2 separate regions of the Homo sapiens genome follow, and region 1 is linked to region 2. A link is a contact called in ENCODE Hi-C data. All regions are on one chromosome and are shown on one strand. The core of a region is the stretch at or near the end of the contact, and the rest is flanking DNA. Distances in the headings are between cores, read along the strand shown. Region 1 overlaps FOXP1 (forkhead box P1). Region 2 has its middle 390 kb from the start of MDFIC2.

What was found. A loop is a pair of places that touch in the nucleus more often than their neighbours do. Pooled maps may share reads with other maps.
Region 1: a map with no recorded cell type shows a loop between it and region 2 (8-fold over the local background). The contact joins two enhancer-like sites. A Hi-C loop is called at or near these places in 2 of 168 maps with a recorded cell type or tissue (IMR-90 and Right ventricle myocardium inferior), 1 of 37 single-sample maps with no recorded cell type and 2 of 50 pooled maps.

What each region holds. Positions count from the first base shown.
Region 1 is chr3:71,134,098-71,139,653 of GRCh38, reverse strand. All of the region lies in intron 6 of FOXP1 (forkhead box P1), which reads left to right. Among named protein-coding and RNA genes, the nearest start is that of FOXP1-AS1, 150 kb to the left of the region's middle. Within about 2 kb of position 4,118, at least 2 of the 41 ENCODE cell types and tissues checked have a DNase peak (open chromatin) inside an H3K27ac peak, as active enhancers do.
Region 2 is chr3:70,702,869-70,708,057 of GRCh38, reverse strand. No RefSeq gene overlaps it. Among named protein-coding and RNA genes, the nearest start is that of MDFIC2, 390 kb to the right of the region's middle. Within about 2 kb of position 3,658, at least 2 of the 41 ENCODE cell types and tissues checked have a DNase peak (open chromatin) inside an H3K27ac peak, as active enhancers do.

The DNA.
Region 1 (5,556 bases), core at 2,869-5,368, 430 kb before region 2:
GAGCCGAGGAACAGAAGTCAGTGGGGCTTGAAAGAGTTCATTTCCCATAAAGTATCCAAAGTTGTTCAAAGTCGGTCAAGCTGTCATCACATTTCAGATGAGACTATTTTAGGGAGTAACAAGGGCAGAGTAGATCAATTAACGTTTCTTTTTTTTTTTTTAATCACTCTACATTCAATGAATGTTCAAGGCAGGTTAAACACTAATAGCAAATGTGGTGATGGAAGAATTGAGGCAGCTTCTGTTGTAGTATTTACTGTGGTTATCATTTCTATACCTAAAGCTGCATTCCTATCTTCTCATTTATTTTGCCTCCCTTTTAATTCACTGAGTTTGATTTAGAGAAGTCAGTGCATTGTATTACAGTGCCATTATGAGTCTGAATTTCTGATTTAATTCAGACAGTGTGAGCCCAGAACAGAGGACCAGGAGATTCTGCGTTACCCCAATTAGCCCGGGAAAGCTTAGACAACTGGCTCCGTATCTCTATGTATGCCCCAATTTCCCCTCCTGTAAAATGGAGCTATTTACTTATCTCAGGATTGTAATCATAAAAGAAAATTTCCTGTAGATGTGAAACAAATTTTAAATAGCATGCAGATACTTGCATTTGTATTTTTATTTTAACCCAAATTAACATGCGAAACCAGGATGCCGTTTTCAGAGTTGTTGGCATCCGTTCATCATATTTCTAGGTGAAGTATGTGTAAGTGATTATAGGTAATAAATATCTTTTTTTTTTTTAACTTATTGCAGAGGCAGTTTTTCCACTGTTAATGAGGGTAATTTGACTTGGTTGAAGGATTGCAGTTCTTAAGAATTAATGCAGTAATCCAATTCAAAGATTTAAAGAGATCTAAGATTTTTCACAGGTCGCGTGCCAGTGAATGTGCTCCTATCACATAGCAGCTAATGGACTTGAACGCCAGTCTGTCATTTACTGTTCCCTCACTGCATAGCAGCTTTGCCCTTGGTAGTGAGTATACTTTCCAAGCATTGCAGGTTATTTAGAAGTGTGGTATATTTGTATCACTTTTGAGAGATAGTATCCTATTTCCCACAGCCCCTAATTACTATAAAAACTGGGGTTATCTTTCTTAATTACATGTTTGAATCCTAATCTGCTAAGGTCTGAGGAATATCAGGCTCAGAGGAGCTGCCTTCTCGCCTTTCTTTTTCAGAGGAGGGCCTTTTATTTTTTTTAATGTATTTTTAAAAACTAATTCATGTATCATTGTATTCGTACATATAGGTTAATTCACGTGAATACAAAGGTTACATGCACTGTATTCATGACTTTCCATTTTTGATAATGATGTATTATTAACAGCTAACAATATTTTGTAAAGGCTTATTTATAAAGGATGTTGGAAGTGTTCTTATTTCCCGATCCCATTACGTTCCTAAATATTAAAAATCCCATTTTGAGGCAATTAGAAGCATTCGCTTCTTCCTCCACGTGTGTTCTCCAGACAGCGTCACCATTCTGCGCACACAGGAACCTTTGTTCCTTAATTAGAAAAAGGACTAGAGCTCATTAGTTGTGGTTCCTTGTGGTGTCTGCTCAAACACTCAGGCAATAATACATTACAAGGAGAGATCCAGCCTAAATCTGAGAGGCTCTCCACAGTTCCAAGAACTGTGAAAAGATAAATATATCTTGGAGGGTCCTTGTAAGGCCGTTCTCACATCCTGCACTGTCCTTGAGGGCCTGGCTGGTGGGTGCTCATCAGTTTTAAAGTCAAAGAGATTTCTGTATTCACAGGAGGAGGGAAGGGGAGAAGGCACAACTTGTATAGAAATCTAGAACTTTACCTTTATTGAAAGCCCATGGTCTTGCACCAAAAAAAAAAAATAATAATAAATAAATAAATAAATAGAATTATCTTTTGGATTTTTTGGTAGGTTAGTGGGCACCATCCAGATGCATTCGGATGTTATTGAAGGTGGGCGAATTGTTGACAAACATGATAGAAGACCAGATACCTTAGGCTGATTTTCACTGCTGGCATTGGACATCGGAGGAGCTGCATGAGCTTTGAAAGCTAAAACTCCCAAACTGGAGCCACAAAAGCTTTAGGCTGCATCAGTTATCAACAAAGAGCCCTGATTTCCACAATCAGAACAGGCATTTCTCCAGCCTCCAGGAAACCTCATGCATCTAATGTTCCCCAAAATATTAATAGTACAAATGGTGGACCCATCTCACTGGTTAAGATTAAGCTTCCCGCAGCAGAGAAGTGAGCAAGTGAAGTGAAAAATCTCAGACCGTATGGAGGATGTTTTGCTGTGCCTTGGCTGGGCTGGCGAGGATGTTTTGCTGTGCCTTGGCTGGGCTGGCAAGGATGTGCTGAAATATAAAGGGATATGGAGAAGAGAGCAAAGTGTCAGTTTGAAAGCCAGAGATTGGAAAATAGAGCAGTTATTTTGAGGGTCAATTCACTTCTCTTTGAGAAGGTTTATCCAGTCAGGTAGCTAACACCCTGGAAGGAAAAGAACTCAGAGGCCGCTAGGCGTGTCTGAGATACTCTCCCACCACCCACTACACTAACCCCCTCCTCATATCTTGCCTTCTCTTTCCATCCCTGCCAAAGGATAAATTGCCCTCATCCTGCTAATGCTAATGGAAGACATTATTAACAAAAGGGAGTGCTTCATAAAGGAAGCTGAGATCTGGCAAGTGGAGGCATGACATCCTTATGCTGATAGTGGTACAGGTCAGAAATAGTGAATATGGAAACAAATATTTCACTGAAATGTTCTGCCATTTAAAGGGACATGTCTAGATAGCCATGTACATATATACTTTTTTCCACCAGTAATCTTTTTTTTTTGTTGTATTTCTCAGAGAAAGAAAAATAGATTTTAAAATGTAAAAACCTGTTCTTCAATTGCGTATGCAAAAATCTCACTGCAGTGTTTATTCTAAACCTGCTCTCATAATGTTCAGTCAAGGAGAAAACAGCAAAAAACAGTTGTTGATGGACTTAGCACAGAACTGGATTAAATAAGCATTAGTCTACTGAAGCTGATTACAGGAATATGAAAATGCAGTATCTTAATGGTACATATTTTTATGTGGCAGCTCAGTTGCCTTTCATTTTGCAGCTAATATGTCTATTCTTATGAGTCATTTACTTCTTTAATTACCTTTTGCAGGCAAGGCACCATGGTATATTAATGTGAATGATTTTTACTGCCAGTTTATCATACAATGCCCCAGAAGTTGAAAGGCGTAATTGACTTGGAAGAACAGCTCATGAAGGAAACAATATTTAGTTGACAGTTTTCCTTGTACTCTCTGTTGACGTTTATGAGTTTACACTATGCTAAAGGAGTAATAAACACAATTTTCTTTCAATAACAGGAAAGGGTAGCTTCTAAAATACATTTGTGGAAAACACATTTGTTCATTTCTTGAATAATATGAAAATAACACATTTCCAGTGATAAGACTTCTCAGATTGCCAATTGAATTAAACCTTCAAAGGTGCATTTATAACCTGTCTCAGAGCATTAGGAGATATTAGGGTTCATGTGATTGAATCTACTTAATGAATATTTAAATTATAAACAGATTTAGATAAATCATATTTAACTCTGGGTGTTAGGGTGAGACAATTTGGTCCTGCGCTCCCAACTTCCAGGAGAAGGAAAGGCAGAACGGGAGCTTGGGGATTGGGAACTGTCTGAAGGAAGATTTTCTTTCTCCAAAGGGAGGGAAAGTCTGACAGTACATTTTGGAAAAGTAAAGAAGGCATAGTCGATGCAACTCCTTATATGGCCTGGCCCTTGAAGAGTTAAATAAAGATTTGGGTGGGTCGCTGCCGTTTTGGAGCCTGGAAAGGTGCTTTGACTTGACTTGGGCAGTGTTATTTTAACCATCACTTCCACAGTCCCCTTGGCCTTAAGCTGGTTCACTGGCTCTGGGCAGGCCCTGGTTTGGCACATTGGTTCAGAGGGAGTTAAACTTTTCACAGTTTTCTGGGTTGTTTGCAGTTCAGTCCTGTGCAACATAATGAAAGTTTTCTAGCCATCTGTTGTTAAGCTGGCGGTGAACAAGGCCAGTATATCCAAACAAAGTTCTGGCCTGCTGTAAACTGAACCTGTCAGTTTAGCATAGCTTTGCTGACCCCTCCAAGGAACAGGGCAGCCCTCGGTACCAGGCACTCACCGCTTAGAACTTTCAAAGGGGAACTATTTTGGGAGTAGGGGGTAGGGGCCTGTTTACTTTTTTCCTCTGTGTTCCTCTCACTGGCTTGGACTGGTTTATACTTAATCTTTACATGTACAAATGGATATTGGTCTCCCCTCCTTTTGGTCCCCCCTCCTTTTTCAGAGGGAAGGACATTTCTTCTTAATAGGGGATTATAACTTTTTTTTTTTTTTTTTTTTTTTGAGACGGAGGCTCACTGTTGCCGGGCTGAAGTGCAGTGGTGCGATCTTGGCTCACTGCAACCTCCACCTCCTGGGTTCAAGCAATTCTCCTGCCTTAGCCTCCCGAGCAGCTGGGACAACAGGCACGCATCACCGCGCCCAGCTAATTTTTGTATTTTTGGTAGAGATGGGGTTTCACCGTGTTGGCCAGGATGGTCTCGATCTCTTTTGACCTCGTGATCCGCCCACCTCGGCCTCCCAAAGTGCTGGGATTACAGGCGTGAGCCACCGTGCCTGGCCGGGGATTATAACTTTTAGAAGAAGGTAGGATTGTCTAGAAATGTATGTGAGGTGGCTGTGATTCAAAGGGAAGTTCTATGCAGTTATTTTTGTTTCATTATTTTGTCTTTCAGTGTTGGGGGGTACAAATAGTCCAGGAAAAGAAGTGCCTATATTTATTACTTAGCTTATATAGTTAAAGTTTTCATAGCTTTAAGAGGGCTTTTCCCCCCTTTCTGCTGCATTTTGTATTTCATCATCAGAAGTTAATATACAGCATAACTTGGCAGAGCAGCAGTTAGACAATACTCCCAGCTGTATGGGCTATTTCGTGCTTCTCTGTTCTCATTTACAAGGTGTATCTTTGGCTTTAATTGCCCAGCTTAACCTTAAAATAATTCCATTGTTTCGCTGTATTTTTTCCTACTGTAGTATATGTTTCATTTTCATTTTCTGTTTGGCAGTATTTCCTTGGCTATATATGAAATGCTCCTATACATTTGGATCCTTGAGCTATCTGTCTATCTACCTACCTACCTATCTCAATACCTATCTAACACTTCCCCTAATCTTTGTGGGTTTCCTTTTGTTAATGATACCTTGGAGGTGCTGCTGTATTTTTCTCTTGGCCTTGCTATCATGTATTTCTTGTCCAGCCTTGGTTACATTTGTGCCCTGTTAAGAGAGGGCCCTGGGGAGCCATCATTAAACCTTGGTGTCCATTCGAAATTGTAAAAATATCAAGGAGAATAGCCACCGTTTTTGAATAATTATTTTGGCTGCTCTAACGGCCACCTTAGTCTGTCTAGGTAGAAGCAGACCACAGTCCCACACAGCAACAAAGAAACAAGATACTGAAAGCCTTTAGACAAATGTCTGAAGCACCAGTGTGAGCGGGTT
Region 2 (5,189 bases), core at 2,409-4,908:
AACAAGGCTACTGGAAAGTACAGCATGCATTTGTGGCTCTTGTTATATTTATATTGGGCAGTGCTGGTCTAAGTGTTCTCCAAAGAAGTTAACCCAATTTAGTCTCTTACCAGTGATGTATAGGAACTCCCCCATATTCTTGTTAACACGTTGTATTATTACATTTTTATTTTTGCTATAGTATCTGTTAACCGTATCTTTCTGTGGTATGATTTCGCATTTAGTTCATTTCTTATGAGGTTGAGAATCATACATGTTTACTGTCTGTTTTGGTTTCTTCCTTTGTGGATGTCTCTTGACCTTTTTTTATTGAGTTATTTGTTATTTTCTCAAATTTTCTTGATTTGTAGGAGTTCTTTGTATTCTTTCAGTCTATGTCTTAAAAACTATTTTTCCAAAGGTACCTTTTGATATATTAAACATTTTAATTTAATATATTCATTTACTGAGTTTCAGAACGTGAGCTTTTCAGTAAATCGTATTTTGAAATATTTAAAAAGGAATAGGAGTTTTTTATTCATTTTGACAACTGCTTTATCCGCAGAGCCTAGAACAGGGCCTGTTGCAAATAGGCACTCAATAAATATTAGTTGAGTAAAGTACATTACCTTTCAATAGCTCTCTGGCGTCCATATTATGCCTTTGTTATCAACTTTCTTCCTCAGGATCTAGAATCTCTGTCCTGTTTAGCTTAATGTAGCCTGCTTTTATTCCCTTTGAAGCTCATTGGTTTCATATATTTCACTCTACTGACAATCTATACTTTTACAAGGCTTCTCAAGGTCTGTTGCCTGCAACAGTGCTTCCAGAGAGTGTAAAAATTGTTATGTTAAAAATAGGTTGTCATAGACAAATAGGGTTTGGGAACTAAGCTGGACAATCTTTGGTATTACAAACCTTCTGGAGCCTTTGATATGCTAACACGATTGTGACTGTCTGAATATCTGAGAGTGGGATGCATACCGATTATAGCGTTTCCCAAACCTAGTTTACCATGGACATTTTGTTTTCAGAAGTTATTTTGCATCTCCTATTTCAAGGCATATTTTTTTAAAAGCCATGGATGAACCTATTGGAAAACTGAACTAAAAACTCCAAGACTGTGATTATACACAAAGCAAAATGTAGAATTTGTAAATAATTTAGCATAATAAACTTTACGAGTTCACACATATTTAACCCAAATAGCTGAATTATTTTCTTAACATTTTTAAGTCATTCTCCATTACAACGTTTGCGTGGACATGCAACCCACATCAGCGGCTTACTTTAAATTAATATAATTAATAAAACATATTAAAAGTTAGCCTTTTTAAAGTAGAGGACATTTTTGGAGTAAATACTTTCTTTTCTTTTTTTTGAGACGGAGTCTCACTCTGTCACCCAAGCTGGAGTGCAGTGGCGCGATCTCGGCTCACTGCAAGCTCCACCTCCCGGGTTCATGCCATTCTCCTGCCTCAGCCTCCCGAGTAGCTGGGACTACAGGCGCCCGCCACCACGCCCAGCTAATTTTTTGTATTTTTAGTAGAGATGGGGTTTCACCGTGTTAGCCAGGATGGTCTTGATCTCCTGACCTTGTGATCCACCCGCCTCGGCCTCCTAAAGTTTTGGGATTACAGGCTTGAGCCACCGTGCCCGGCTGGAGTAAATACTTTCTAATATGAATGACGTTTCTGTACCCTTCAAAATATCTCTGTTTCAATGACTTGAAATAGAAAAATATATTCCTAGTTGATATGGTTTGGCTGTGTCCCCCCACAATCTCATCTTGCATTGTAGTTCCCATAATCCTGACATGTTGTGGGAGGGACCTGGTGGGAGGTAACTGAAAAGAGGAGAAGTTACCCCCATGCTGCTGTTCTTGTGATAGTGAGTGAGTTCTCACAAGATATGATGGTTTTATAAGCTTTTCCCCCTTTTGCTCTGAACTTATTCCTGCCATCATGTGAAGAAGGAGGATGTGTCTGCTTCCCTTTCCACCATGATTGTAAGTTTCTTGAGGCCTCCCCAGCCATGTGGGACTGTGACTCAATTAAACTTCTTTTCTTTATAAACTACCCAGTTTTGGGCAGTCCTTTATAGCAGTGTGAGAATGAACTAATGCACTAGTCCTCCATGTTTGGACTTTTCGCTTCTCTTTTCTTCTAAAGTGAGCTTTTGTATTGAGAAAACATGTTCTCCTTTCACATTATAGATATCAGCTTTGGGAGTATTGGGACCTGGTGTGGAATGGAGAAAAGAATACATTGTATCCAGTAAGAAGAAAGCATTATGTTTATAAAATTCCCTTTCATTTGTTCTATGGTCTGAATATCTGTGTCCTCTCAAAATTCATATGTTAAAATCCTAACCCCCAAAGTGATGGTATTAAGAGGTGGGGACTTTTGGGAGATTAGGCCATGGGAGTGGAGCCCTCAAGAATGGCACTAGTATCCTTATAAAAGAGGCCCAAGAGAGCTTGTTTGCCCTTCCCCCATGTGAGGATGCAGTGAATAGACAGACACCTTCTCTGAAGCAGAGAGTAGTCCCCACCGGACCCCAGTCTGCCAGTGCCTTGATCTTAGACTTCTCAGCCTCCAGAACTAAAAGAAATAAATTTCTGTAGTTTATAAGCCACTCAATTTTTGGTGTTTTTTCTTAGTCTCAACAGACTAAGAAAATTGGTTTTTGCTTTTAGGCTTGTAAGTCATTCCATTTAGAGGGAGTTAAAGATGACATGATAAAAATGCTGATTCGCAGGAAGACATAACCACATTGGCAAAACTAATTTGGAAGGCAAGTTGACATTTATGAAAATTAAAAATGGACATTTTTTTGTCCACCAGTTTCATTTCTTTGTATCAACGCTGGAGAAAAAAGAAATCACTGATATATATTAGGGTGCATATTCAGAAATACTCATTGAAATATCATTTGTAAATGAAAGACAGAAAAATTATAGACTATCTAAATGTTCCTAGGAAATACTTTTAAAAACTTGATATAGATACGGATAGACGAAATAATACATAGCAGTTAAAAAAGAATTACAACTATAATAATATGGTAAGATCTCCAAGGTATATTTTGAGTGGAAAAAGCAAGTTGTAGAACAAGGCATCCAAAATAATACCATTTTGTTTTAAAAACACAAACGTTACATATTTTTATAGACATATATGGTCTGAATACAGAAAAAAAATGTAATTTAAAAAATAGTAGTTATATCTGGTGAAGGTACTTGATTTGGAAAACATGGCCAAGGGAGATGAGAAAAATAATTTCTCTTTGTATTGTTTGTGTAATTACACATTAATTAAAAAAACCCTCAAATTATTTATTTAAATTTACCTTTAACCTTTTACACATACTCAAATTTTTAAAAAAGAACTCCTGGTACCTGTGTTTGCTAGCTTAAAAAAAACAAATAAAAAGGCATAGCTGATCATTTTTTCTTCCCAATGGTGTATGCACACTCATGTTACTTTAAGGACCATTTCCTGAAGATAAGGAACAGAAATGAGGGAGAAAATGGAAGAGAATAGCCTTTCTTTTGGTGAGACAGCAAGAGCACAGTTTGACGATTCTCCACTTGACAATTTTTCCCCAGGACAGGACATGTAGAAACATATTTGCCAACAACAAAGCCAGTGCTGGCTTTTAGACACAGAGAAATCAAAGCGGCCCTGAGTGAAATTCCTTTGAAGACTACCTGTGTTGTCTATGGCCGACACTCTTCCTCTGGAAAAGAATCAGCAGATATATATGTGGTGTCTGCATCCCCAAGCTGGGCACACGATTAAAAGCATGCCAAAGCGAAGGCACTAGACGCATGCCAAGATCTGAATATCTTGGGCTATAAAAACAGGTAGAGAGGCCTGCTCAGTTGAAACCTGCAATTGGGCATTAGGGAGCAGAGATGCATTATAGGGGAATTTATGAACCTATTTGAACATCATAAGTTTGAAATTTCCAGACCAAATTGAGGCTTGTACGGTTCCATTTATCACACTTTCCATTTCAGGCTGGCTGAGATGGAAGGAGTTTAAGTGACAGCTGGCTTACCCTTACCCCCAGGCCACCAGATGAAATTGTGGAGCAGAGCCTGCCTGGCACGTAGAAAGATGAGGAGAAGGGGACAAGCTGCAGGGGGGTGCAGAATGCGTGAGCTCGTCCTGGTGGCACTGAGCAGGTAGAGTGCTCCGACAAGAGGGGACAAAGGAGGCGGGGGAGGAGTCTGATGGAAAGACCTGAGAATGAGAATGAGAAGAAGACTTGCAATCGAGACCTCTTGCCAAGAGAAGAATGAAAGGGGATAGAGTGGGAGGGCAGGGAGAAAAAAAAAATTAGTCCAGCTGCTCAAGGAGAGCAGGTTGAAATAGAGGGGATGTTGATTTAGAACAGTCATCACTCAGAAAAGCCAGAACAACAAAAGAAACACAGGAAGGTACTGCCTAGAGGAAGATAGTCTCCGTAGCGTTTTTTTTTTTTTTTTATTACTGCGTTTAAAACGGGAAAGAACTGTAAAGGTTGGTGGAATGATTTCAGCCCGTCTAAGCGTGTGTCTACCTGCCTGGCTGTGGCCGGGAGGTTTGTTTGGCTGCCTATCAGCTCTTATTTCCTTAGAAGGTTGGAGAATTAGCTTCCTCATTCCCATCAAATGTGTGAAAACCATTCCTTGATGTAGGTGAAGCTTTCTGTGGTTTACTGCGAAGGAAAAAGCGACAAAGAGTGAGAAAGTTCTACTTTAGCAATTTATAATTTCACCACCACCCCCCCGCCCCCACTGACTTCTGTTTTATTTCAGACGTTATTTTCTCTCTTCCTTTTGAGTTTCTGTTAAACACACTAGATATCTTTGGTGTGTTGTTGTTATTGTTTTCAAGATCCCCTCTCCCCGAAAAGCTACCTTTGGAGTGAAAGGATCATGGACTCCTAGAAATTCACAACTGGCTTGGTTTAATCCAAGGCACTTTTTTACTTGTTTTTTTTTTTTTTTTTTTTTTTTTTCCTGAGGGAGTCTCTTGAGACACATCACTAGTACCAGTTTGTTTTGGAATCACATTTAGGAGAATTTTTTTTAAAACCATGAATAAGTCTGTGTTTTTTGTGGAAACAAAGAGCAGATTTTGCAAGCGAAGGAGGTCATTTACCCCCACAATGAAAGTATTTTGCATGTAAACAATATGACTGCTTTACCTGAGAAAATT